Linked DNA regions of Mus musculus: region 2 is linked to region 1. A link is a contact called in ENCODE Hi-C or POLR2A ChIA-PET data. All regions are on one chromosome and are shown on one strand. Each heading gives the region's core, a stretch centred on a gene start or an enhancer-like site at or near the end of the contact. The rest is flanking DNA. Distances are from core to core; before and after follow the strand shown. Region 1 holds the start of Zhx2 (zinc fingers and homeoboxes 2). Region 2 overlaps Zhx2 (zinc fingers and homeoboxes 2).

What was found. Hi-C counts contacts between places; a loop is a spot of excess contacts on that map. ChIA-PET counts read pairs that join two places held with the same protein, here RNA polymerase II (POLR2A).
Region 2: a map of left cerebral cortex shows a loop between it and region 1 (2.8-fold over the local background). The contact joins the enhancer-like site here to the promoter of Zhx2 in region 1. A Hi-C loop is called at or near these places in 6 of 37 maps with a recorded cell type or tissue (gastrocnemius, heart, left cerebral cortex and 1 more). POLR2A ChIA-PET finds 5 or more read pairs at or near these places in 1 of 5 experiments (Patski).

The regions. Positions count from the first base shown.
Region 1 is chr15:57,690,287-57,696,818 of GRCm38, forward strand. Zhx2 (zinc fingers and homeoboxes 2) reads left to right here and starts at 4,381. Exons shown (of 4, transcript NM_199449.2): 1 at 4,381-4,718.
Region 2 is chr15:57,801,936-57,807,737 of GRCm38, forward strand. All of the region lies in intron 2 of Zhx2 (zinc fingers and homeoboxes 2), which reads left to right. Among named protein-coding and RNA genes, the nearest start is that of Derl1, 88 kb to the right of the region's middle. Within about 2 kb of position 4,470, at least 1 of the 3 ENCODE cell types and tissues checked has a DNase peak (open chromatin) inside an H3K27ac peak, as active enhancers do; it is gastrocnemius, where a contact is called at or near this core.

The DNA of each region.
Region 1 (6,532 bases), core at 3,131-5,630:
CTGGAATTGCTGTGTGACCTTGGAGAAGTTTCTCTCCTTCTAAAGATCTGTCTTGTATGTTATGTGTATGGTTTTTTTAACATGTGTGTGCACTGTGTGTGCCTGCTACCTACAGAGATGAGAAGAGAGCATCCAGGAACTGGAGTCACAGATTAGTGTGAGCTGCCAAGTGGGTGCTGGAAATCAAACCTGGATCCTCTAGAAGAGCAGCCAGTGCTCTTAACTGCTAACCCATCTCTCCAGACCCCTGGGGACATTTCTTAACCTTCCTGATCCTTAAATTCTTGTCATCAATACAGTGGGGAAATCGTGATTGCAATCGAAGGGAGTCTAAGGATTTGATAAGCAATGCCTAGCGCCCAGTAAGTCCTGTTGCTATTAAGGAAGACAGTCCCCAGAAGCAGTAAGGCTGCTCCTGCTGAGGTGGGGCTGGGTAGGATTATTAATTCTGCCTCTGGATTCTAAGGAACTCACAAAGCTTAGTTTCTTCCACTTGCCTGTGCAAGTTACTACAGCTCTCTGTGCCTCTTCATCTGTGCAGTGAGGATGGGGCACACACCATCAACAAAGCTTATAAATAACATGAGGTCCAGAGACTCTGGAATCCGCACACACACACACACACACACACACACACACACTCACACACACTCAAGAGCCTTTCATGAAATCCTCAAAGTCAAATTTATTTTCATGAAGCTGGAATTTTGCTTGCCCTTTTGACTCTTTTTCTCTCACTGGTGTCAGCAGACTGCATGACATGTTGGGACATTGCTTTGCAGTGCCTGATGGGAAGCATGTCTGACAATTGTTTTGTATTTCTCTCTCTCTCTCTCTCTCTCTCTCTCTCTCTCTCTCTCTCTCTCTCTCTCTCTCCCCCTCCCTCCCTCCCTCCCTCCCTCCCTTCCTTCCTTCCTTCCTTCCTTGCTTCCTTCCGTCCTTCCTTTTTTGGAGGAAAAATAAGCAGACCTGGAAAAAAAATGTGTTAAGAGAAATGAGCCAGAGTCAGAAAGACAAATGTGAATGTTTTCTCATATACAGAATCTAGATTTTTTTAAGAACATGAAAGTAGAAGGTGGAGCTGGCAAGATGGCTCAGTAGATGAAGACACTTGCCACCAGTTATATGAGAGTCATGGCACACAGACTCTGAGCACACAGACATTAGATAGATAGATAGATAGATAGATAGATAGATAGATAGATAGATAGATAGATAGACGGATGGATAGATAGATAGACAGACAGATAGGGTCTGGGAAGGGAACCAGCAGGTGATGAAGATTGTGGCGAGGGATAAATATGATCAAAATAGTGTGTGTGTGTGTGTATGTGTGTGTGTGTGTGTGTGTGTGTGTGCGCGCACACACACACACATGGGGGGGAGCGCAGGCACACATGTGTGCATGCGCACAGGTACTCAAGGAGGCCAAACCGGGGGAACAGATCTCCTATAATAGTTACAGGCATAGTTTCCTGCAGTCTGTGAACTGTCCAGTGTGAGTGCTAAGAACTAAATCCCATCCTCTGTGTGCTCTTAACCTCTAAGAGCCTCCTTTTACTGTTTTTGCTTCGGCACTGAGAATCCAATGCCTATTAAATTTTGGACCATTTAAAGACGTTACAGCACAGAAGCCCTCACCCCTCCCATCTCTGGGAGATGTGCACCCTGAAGGTACAGATCCTTCTGGGGTCACTGGCTTCCCTCACCCTGGCTTTCCCCATGCTATCTATATACAACCTGTTACTCAGCTGGAAGCAGGTGGCAAGGAAAGTCTCTCTTATAGAGACTCTTCCTAAGTGATTGCTCATCAAGAGGAAGTGGAGCCTCAAAATAGGAATTGCTTCTTTAAGGTTTCGGCAATTTCCATGGAAACAGCATGCTGAGTATACCTAATTTTAAAGGGCTGGGGGTGTTGGTGGAATGACCTGGAAGGGCATGCATAACAAGATAAATGGCGAGAAGTGTTGAGCTGGTGACAAGTTTATTGTTTGTCTGTTTGTCCTTTCACTATTCTGGCACACCCTTAAGTAGGGTGTCTTAGTTACTATTGGTGTTGAGATGGTAAAACGCTATGACCAAAAGCAATCGAGAGGTTAAAGGGTCTATTAGGCTTATAGGTTAAAGTCCATCATCAAGGGAAGGGAAGGCAGGATCTAAAGACACGCCCTGGAAGCAGAAACTGAAGCACAAGGCATAAGGGCTAGCTTGCTCAGCTTGCTTTCTTATACCACCTGACCCGGAGTAGACTGCTCCTGCTCACACATCAACCAAGAAAATGCCCCATAGATATGCACCACAGGCCAATTTTGTGTAGGGAATTCTTCAATTGAGGTTGCCTCTTCCCAGGTGACCCTAGATTGTGTAGAGTTGACAAAAAAAATCACCAAACTCAGTTAAAGATCCCCAAATACTGGTGTTGGATAAAAGTTGACAAGACTCTCAGATCATAGGTATCAGATGAGTCTGAGAAAGTCAGGGCACGATCCGGATTATAGTCACCAACAAAGATCTGAATGGAATCCTCCTAAGAACCCCGTCGGATTTTGTCTCTCGTAAGAAAGGAAGCACTAAAGCCAGTCCACAGTCAGAATCCGGTTTTCTGGGCTTTTAAACCTATCTAGGAAGAAAAAGACAGACGGACAAAGACGAGTGGGGGGCAGGGAGAAGAGAGAGGCAACCCCTCCACCCTCAGTTAGCAATAACCCAACTAAAGCTGGAAGGCAAGTAAGAAATTTAGCATGCGCGCTGATTTAATCTTAAATAGAAAAAAAAAAAACCTAATACGAAAGAAAAATGCCAGCAGAGGCTCCCTAGAGCCGTGACCATCCATCAGCCCCCAAAACCAGTCTTCCTCTAGACTAAGTCATCGCCATTGGCCACCCCGCAGTACACAGCCACCTGTTGCTGTCCTGGCGCCCCGAGCGGAGTCGCAAGCGGCCGCTAGAGTTCGTTCTAATTCCCCGGAGCAGAGCTGGCTGGGAAGCCGGAATGCGATGCGCCTGCTAATCCGCAGGATGGGAGGCAATTCCGCAGTCTTCAAGTCCCAAGCCCTCTGTTTTCTCCAGTAACTCCTAGTGTCAAATCTGGGTCCCAGAGTTAGCCTCCACCCCCTACGGTGGGCTCCAAGAGCGCTCACACCCAACAAATTCCCAAACGCCCCCAGAATCTGCGAAGGGGGAAAGGGTCTCTGAGAGCAAGAATGCACAACGCTGACAGGTTGCTAGGTCCGTCATCTTCCCTCGGATGCTCCCTTAGAGAATTTTAACCTTGCGTGATCGCCGGAGCACAGCAGCCGGGTCTCTAGTTCACGGTTCCCAGGGCTGCAAAGGGCAGACACCACACACACACACACACACACACACACACACACACACACACACACGCACGCACGCAGATGGAGGGCTCGTTTGGAGACCCCTCTCGCCGGGAACGCGGCTGTCCCAGCTCCGAAAATGACCCGTCTCGCTTCTGGGGGACTCCAGTGTGCGCGCTGCAGGCGTGTGCATTTTCCCGAAGCTGAGAATCGCTGTGAATTCGGGCCACACAAGTTTGAGTCAGCTCCCCGGGTGTCTTTGTTTGTTTATGGGTTTGGAGGGAAAAAGTTTGAAGATCTTTAACCAGACTGAGCTCAGGCGCAAGCGGAAATCCCCAGCAAAAGTGATCTAACTTCAAGTGGTTATGTAAGTGGGGCGCCTTCTTCCCCGCCCTATTCCCAAGCCCTCTCATTACTATTCCGGGAGTAAAACGCATCTCGATTTAAAAAAAAAAAAAAAAGAAAGAAAAAAGTTTTAAAGTATGTTGTTATTTTCTTTTGCCAGAAGGCGGGCGAAACTCAAGCAGAGCCCAGGGCGCGTGACGACCCCACCCGCGTTCTGCCCCCACGCACTGCAGAAGGACCTGGAGTCTGGGGTGTTGCTGGCGCCGGGCAAGCCCTAGCGCCCTGCGGTCTCACGGTCCGCCACTCCACGTGGTGAGGATCAACAGTTTGTTGAGCTCATCAGTGACACCTTGAACTTTTCATAAAGAAAATGGGTATTGCACCGAGAGGGTTTGGCCGCGGCAGCGCGCCGGGTCGTGCTCAATAGTCAATGATCTCGCTTGCGCCTCCCCCACCTCTTCCCGCAAAAATTCCAATGAGTCCGTTACTGGACTCAGACTTTTAAGCACTCCCCCCCCCCCAACACCCGGGATGACCACTCATCTGAGCCTTTAGGGGCAGCCTCCCCCCACCAGCAACTCCCTCCTAAAAATGACATTTTGCCGAAGTCTGCGGGGGGGCCTGAATTTCACTTTGTAACTTTCTGCGGAACCCGAGCCCGGGTGGCAGCTCCGGTGGTGGTATCGTATGCAAATACGCATGCTGACGTTACAGATCATGTGGGTTTTGGCGTAGATTCCCCACTGATCGAGGCATTTTCCCCCTTTTTTTCTTTTTTCTTTTCTTTTTTTTTTCTTTTTCTTTTCTTTTTTTTTTTCTTTTAAAAAATTCGATCAACCGTTCTCCGTACCGGGGCTTTTTTCTGTCTATCTGTCTGTCTGTCTGTCTGCCAGGCTGGCTTTCCCCCACCACCACCTCTTTCCCACGGAGCCCGAGTCGGGCGCCGGGTGGGGAGTGGGGAGTGGGTGGGGGGAGCCAGCAGAGTTCCATTTTGGAACGCCCGTGCCTCGTCTCCGCGTTCCCAGCCCGGGTCCCCGCGTTCGCAGCCCCGGCGCAGGTAAGAAACTTCGCCCCGGCGCGGAGCACCCGCAGCGGGCACCGCCAGCCCGGAGCCCGACACGCCGGGCGCCCGCCACTCCAGCCCAACTTTCCCACCGCCGCCGCCGCTCCCGAAAATGTGTTGTTAATGGGACTTGGCCGGGTTAGGAATGGGGGTGCGCGGGAGGGGGGTGTTCAGGCTTTTTTTTTCTTCTTTTTTTTTTTTTTTTTTTGAGGGTGGGAGGAAATCCGCGGTTTCGGGGAGAGGAGTACGGAGATTTTTTTTTTTTTTATGAAATAGTTTTGATTACAAGTTTGGATAAATGGAAGCCAGACCGAGGAGGAGGAGGAAAAACATGTCTACGTTTCCCTATGTCGACATAAGCCACAAAAAAATATGGCGTCCGCTTTCGACAGGGCGTTACGTAGACTCGACTCTGTTTTTTATTTATTTATTTTGTGGCCGGCTTCCTGCCTTCTTGGCCAAACTGCGGCGCTTTGTGCAAACCGGGCAGGTCCCGCGGGGACTCCACCGGGACGTGGCCCCGTCTCGGCGCTTTTTGGAAGCCTGGGGGCTGCGTGTGGCTGCACCCCTCCCTCCCCCGCTCTCCCCTCTGCTCCCCTCTCCTGGTGACGATTCGCCGTAATGTGGTGGCAGGAAGCATGACGCCGTGTTGAGGCTGCCTCTCCTCGCGTCGCTCCCGGTGGCTGCAGGCGGCCGGCGCGCAGCGCGGCGCGGGCGGCGGGCGAGGGACCTGCGGGCAGGGCCTGAGTGCGGCGCTGTGCCCACGCCCCGCTCAGGTGCGCGGGGAGGGGGATGCGGGGGACGCGCGGACCCCGGGGGCCCTGCTGTCCCTGGCCTGCCGGGACCAGCCGGAACCCGGGTCTCCCGCCTAAGTGGCCGTGGCGTTTTCCAGTCTGCCCCACAAGAGGTTAAGCATTGCTGGCTGGCGTTGGAGCGTCTTTGTGGCTTCCCCCAGGACTTGGGATCCTGAGCTTTGCAAACTTGCCCTTTCCCTAGCAGCTTTGCAGGAGACCAACAAGCTCGGAAAGTTGGAAAACAGGAGCATCACAGGAACGTCCCTTTGGCCCCCTAGCTGTACTGTGCTCTGAAGGTGGTGGAGGAGGATGAGGAGAGCTTATCCAACGGGGTGGGTGGAGGAGACCTGTCGCGGCAGCCAAGTCGTGATTTGCCCAGACTTCCACCTGATTGATTGGCTTCAAAGCTAGTGGGGTCTCTGTGTTCCACTGTTCCGCGAAGGCCTTTTGTTGGGGGCGGGGAGGAGGAGGAAACACCCCTCCCTCTTCAGAGTCAAGGCTCAGCTGGGGCCCCAGGCATCACTGTCCTTTAAAGCCCAGCGTTCTCCATTTGCTGCTCTCTGAAGATCTCTTTCTTTCTGGAAGTGAACAGCTCCTCAATTTTCAGGCCAGCTCCCTGTTGAAGCAGGATATAGGAGACTGGAATGCCTCTCTGTGACCCTCTAAGCTCTTGGACTTCCCACAACAATTCTCTTAAAACATACTCTCTCGGTTTTTTGGCTGCTCTAAGAGTAGAGCAGAATTTAATGCCATGGAAGTGAAGAGAGGCTGAGCGCTCCTGGAGACTTAAGTCAAAAGGTGATTTTCTGTTTCTAAGAGCCTCCAGTTTAAGCGGTTCAGACCCAGGGCAGTAATGTCAAAACGCATTTGGATGACGGCCAAGAGGAATAAATATCTTGTTAAATGACCTGTTTGATAGTAAAAATAGACTAATGGGGCCGGCAAGTGGTTCCGTGGGACCAACATAAAGGTTTAAGTTTAAAGTGAAAGTTACATAAAGCTGTTTACACTTGT
Region 2 (5,802 bases), core at 3,220-5,719, 110 kb after region 1:
AGAACCAGTTGTCCCCAATAGCACCAATTTTTTCAGTTTCAATAACTCTTTTTACAAAAGTTGGAATCATATGTGTTTGTGTGCATATATATATATATATATATATATATATATATATACACTATGTATATGTATATATATGCACATATATGTATATAACTATGGCACATAGCTGTAGTTTTTGTCTTTTTTCCTTAAGATTCGAGTTGCATATAATAAAACATGCTTTTTCAAGTGCAATTCTACAGATTTTAACAAATGCATGTTATTGAAGTCTCACTACCAAAATCAAGATGTAGAACTACTCTGGCTCTCTCACTCCACTCCCGATACACCCTTGCCCACCGTGCAGTCAGCCCTGATCCTCGACCTCCAGAACCCACTGACTCTTCTCTCTGTACTGTGCCTCGCTCTCAGTCACATAACTGGGGTCCCAGCGTGCTGCAGCTTCAGTTTTCACTTGGCGTTATGTGCATAGGTCCCCGTACCGTTACATATTCTTCAAAGGTATTACTTTTTAATGACTGCCCATCTCTCTCCGCACTGCATGCCCTCCAGTTCCCCACAGCAGTCTCTCTCAGAGAATAGATATGAGAGAGAGGCGGGAGGTCATGCTGGAAAGAACAAGGGCAGGTTTGATCTGATTACTGCTCATCACCTTTGATGGGAGATGCTGGCTCTCCCACCATCAGCCACGGTGGATGAGCAACACGGAAGCCAAGTGGACAATAACAAGCTCCCCGTGACAGTGACTGCCCCAGGCTCATGTTATTGGAGCCATGGCTGACACGGGCACCTTCTGGACTCACGGGTGGGGTTCTTGTTAAGGAGATAAAGGAGGATTGCTTCTCCTCCCTTCAGACGACCGGGAGGATGGCAGGAGATAACTGCCTCAGAGAGCCGACCACAGAGCCAGGCACACGGGGTTTGTTCTCCTTTCTCCTGTCCTCCCAAACCCCAGCCACCACCTTCTCCTGGTGTCTTGACCCACAGACTGTAAGTACTCTCACCACAAAAGAGAGAAAAAAAATACAGTAACCATAGGAGGGATTGGCTTCATAGCATCTTGTCTGTGTCCAAACACCACAGTGTACACTGCAAATACATATGATATTTATTTGCCAACTACATCTCAAGAAAGCTGGGGTGAGGGGCAGAGAGACAAGTTGAGCTGCCTCCTACACTCTCAAGAGGGTTCGAAGACAGGGGACGGGAGGGAGGGAGAACTTCAGGAAAGAACAAGTCCATGATAGGTTAGGCGTCTAGATAGATTTCCCCCATGGATATAAAAGGCATATGCTCAGTTCATAATAGAAGCAGGGAGTTGGGGTAATAACAGCTGTTTCTCCTAAAATTGTCCAATGCCTCTTCTGCATTGGCTGAGGGCATTGGAGTTACGGAAACCGTTCCCCATGGCCACCGGCATTGTCTTCTCCCTCTCCCTGGTCTCAGAATTCTCCCAGCAAAGCAGAACCGGTATCCTAGTGTGTTGCTATGGAAAGAATGGTAACATCACTTGGGAGATGGTGAAAAAAGGGAGGTGGGGGTGAAGGAGGAAGAAAAGAAGGGAAAAAAAACGGAACAGACAGGATTTCTTTTTAAGTGTTACTGAACTGGAAGAAACGTGGAAAACTACATGTACCCATGTCCAAAGTCAGCGGGCGTTAGGGTATGTCCCTGTCCTGCGGGAAAGTCTTCATGGAACATTTTGGTACCCATTGCTCCCACGCAATTCTGGGATGCTGTTAGATTTCCAGATTTTCTGTTTGCTAAATGGACCGTGCAGTGGCCATTTTGAGAAATAGAATCCTATTCCCTGTGTCTTTTTTTTTTTTTTGAGGGGGGAGGGGTTGGTTGGTTGGTTTTATTTTGTTTTAAGCCAGGGCTCACATAGCCCAGGTTGCCCTCAAACTCACTATGAGGTCAAGCATCACTTTGAACTTCTGATCTTCCTGTCCGTCCTGAGTGATGGACTTTCAATCATAAGCCTCCACTCATGGCTTATACAGAGGTGGGGATTAAACTCAGCATGTTAGGCAAGCACCCTACCAACAAAACCGCTTTCCTAGCTCTTGGGGATATCTTTAAATAACCAGATTCATCTTCCTTTTTTTGTTCTCTCTCATTTCTCACATCGGTTTAACTCAACTTCAACACCCATGACTTGCTTCAGAAAGTTCAGCTTAGAGCCTGGGTTCAAATCCCAGCCTTGCTCAGCCTTGCTCGGTTCTGGCCCTCTGTGCAAATTAGCAGATACTTCTAAGCTTCTGTATGCATGAACTATTTTCAAAGACTGTGAAGTTCAGGGATGACATGTGACCGGGTAGCATCGGGGCCTGCACAGAGCTGTCCTTGGGGACTGTGGGGGTCATCGTGTCTTTCATCACACAGACAAGGCCAACCAGGTAGCCCCATCAGATGTGCACTCAGGCTCAGTCATTCCTCCGCATCTGTTAGGGGTCGCATGTGAGATGCCTGCATTGAGTCACCCGTTTGAACAGTGGTCCCTGGTGTTTGCGGCACTGTTTGGAGAGGTTTGGAATCTTTGGGATGGGAGACACAGCTGGCAGAGTTAGGCCACTAAGGATAGGTCTAGGACCCTTGCAAAGCTTCTGCCTCTCTCTGTTCTCCTTTACACCCTCTGCTCAGGTGGTCAGCACCTCCATAATGCTCTTGTTTCCTCACTACTTCTCCTGGAACCTAGCTAGCTCTAAAACAAGCTGCCGCCCACCCCCCTCCTTTCTCCTGGTCCACCAGGAGAAAGCTGACACTAAGTGGCCGTTGCAATATATGTTAAGGAAACTCCTCAGCAACAGTGGCTACAAGTCAGACAGCCTCGCCTCTGAGAACCTGGATTTGTCAGAGAAAGCTTGGTCTCCTTTGTTCTCTGCCTTGTCTGCAGTGTCTAGACTAGAGGTCTGGCTGTTGCGTCACCACAAGTATCTGGCAGTAAGGAGGGGTGTGCAGAGAGACCACGAGACACAGTGTGTGGTTCAATAAGAGCCCTGGAATTGTGTCATGAGAGATCAAGGGTCTGAGAGAAGGACTGGAATGAGATTCAAGGGAGAATAAGGAGCCACCATTTGTCACTTCTGAAAAAAAAGAGTCAGGGGATATAGAGACTTGGAGAAGAGGTGCACAGGACAGCCAGAGTGGGAAAGCATGTTGTATGATTTAGATACAAGGTCACGAGTTGGAATTACATCCTTGTTGTGAGTTATTAAGGGGAGCAGGAACTTAATCTGACTGTGGCCTTTAGAGGTGGGCTTTGGAGAGTGATTAAATTGGAAAGGTCATTAGAGTAGAGCCCTCGTGATTGGATCCTGGAGGGTTTATAAAAAGAGGAGGGAACAGAAGAGCCTCAACCGCTGTACATGCACCTCCTGTGAGTCTCTGCATCACTTCAGGACTTGGCCACTGAGAAGGTCATCACTACAGCTGGGCAAGGTGATGCAAACCTGTAATCAGAGCACTTGGGAGGTAGAGGCAGGAAGGTCACGAGTTCAATGATAGTGACATAGTGACATGAGTTCAAAAGTTTGAACTCTTGGAGACTGTGTCTCAAAACACACAGAGAGGAAGCCAGGGAGGTAGGGAAGAAGAAGGAGAGAGAGAGAGAGGGAGGAAAATGCTGTCACCAAATGTGGCTCCCTTGACCTTGGATCCCCAGAACTGTGACCCCCAAATCTCTTTTCGTTAGAAAGCACGTGGATATTTTGTCATAGTAATACTAGTAATAAAATTAAAAAAAAAAAAAAACAGACTAACTCACCATGAAAGGAAGCAATGTTAGTCTACCCCTGTAATCTAGTAAGACGTGAGCATGGCTTGACCTCATATGGAACCATCTAGAAGGTTGTGCATAAATAACCGAGCAAGGAGGGCATATTCCAAGTAATTCTGTGTTGTCATGCTAAGTGACAGAGAGCTTGGGGTCCCCACAGAGCAAGAAAATCGGGCGGTGATTTTACTTAGGATAAAGTCAGGGCTTGTTCAAAGGATCCCATACTTCTTTGTTGTCTTATTAATAAGTTGACGGCATGTCTGCTATATGCCAGGTTACATCACATACTTTACCTCAATCAACCAGAGTATTTGACTCCCACAGCAATCTTGTGAGTATTCATTTCTTGTTCCCCTTGTGGAGCAGATGAGAAAATCTGGATACCCTTTTGTCTCTGACCTGCTTTTTTCCTCAAACGAGCTAGCTGTCACAATGCTTTTCTAGCTTCTTTCTGTGACTCCAATCCAATGACAGAAAACCTGTCTCCCCCTTCCCTCCCTCTTCCCCTCCCCCCGCCCCCCTCCCCCCCCCCCCCCCCCGCCCCTGAGTGTGTGCTGTCCTCAGCCCTTGGCCCTTGGCCATTCTTGCTTATTCTCTCAGGCAGGGACCTCCTTCAGTCTCTCCTCCAGTTCAGCAGGTGGGCTCAGCACTGTGTCTCCTGTGCACATACGTGGAAGGCACCGGCCTTCCAGTTGGCTGCTCCTACAAAGCAAAAGCTACCAGCAGAGAACGGGTGTGAAGAAGCTCTGAGATGGATCATGGCAGAAATCCGCTTCAGCCTCCCTCTGGGGCCTTGTGGAGAAACAGGTTCTAGCATTTTCTGCAGTGCTCAGCAGGCAGGGTCCCGGGCCTTATGCAAATGGATATGTGTGAATATGCTCTGTGACCTCTGGTGCAGCAGAGGCCTGAGGGACGCCTTTCTGTCAGGATCATTATTGTTGCTAGTACAGAGGAATGAGGGCCATGGGGCCCAAAGGAATAGGAGATTTTCCGTAGGAGAACAGCGGCTCTCAAAACCACTCAGAGATACAAAAAGAATTATGCAGGAGTGGACTGCCTGCCGGAGGTTCTCTTCCAAGTTTAAATGCAAAGCATCTCTTCCTAGAATGCATCCACACTGGCCAGGCAGGGGAAGAATTCTGATGATGGTGACCATAAAAGGGGGGCTTTTCCTTCCTGCTGAATCCAAGCATGTTGCTGAAAACCCTCGTGTGTTTAGGAATAGAGAGGACAAGAGGGGGCTCAAATAGGAAAGAATGCATGCATGTACCCTCACTCCCAGGCCTTAGTGCAGCTCCAGGCTTGATCCATTCACCAAGACATCCATTCAGCAAAGCCCAGTAATGCCATCACCCACCTAGCCCATAGTTGGTCCAGGTGCCATCATAGACACCCCCTGCTTACCAACCTGGTAGCTGCTTTTGGTTGGGTCAGTCCAACTCTGTCTTTCAATAAACTGCCAGAGGTCACCTGCCAAAAGCCCCTTGGCCTATGTACCTATTTGTGAGCTTAGACTCCTCAGATTCTCCAGGCTCCTCATTTAAAATGAGCTCTGAATCAAGTAAGAGACCCTGCCTTATTTAAAAAAAAAAAAAAAAAAAGCCAGTTGAGGCACGGTAGCGGTGGCACACACCTTTAATCTCAGCCCTTGGGAGGCAAAGGCAGGTGAATCTTTGTGACTTTGAGACCAGCCTGATCAACAGGGTGAGTTCCAGGACAGCCAGGGCTGTCCAGAGTAGCCCCGTGGAAATAAAAAAATAATAATAATAATAACTGTAACATAAAAATGGGAGTTGAAGAAGGAATAAAAAGAAAGAGGGAAGGAGTGAGCAGGAGGAGGCAGCATCACCTCTGCACCCAGGATCTCATTTGTTCCTCTCCAGAGTCCTGAGACATGGTCAGCTTAGATGCAGTTCTGTCTCTAACAAGTCTTCAAGCAAATCCCTCCACCACCACCCCAAGCCTCCGACTAACAGGAGTCGATAGCCAGGGGCACCCAGCTATGCACCCGGTCATTG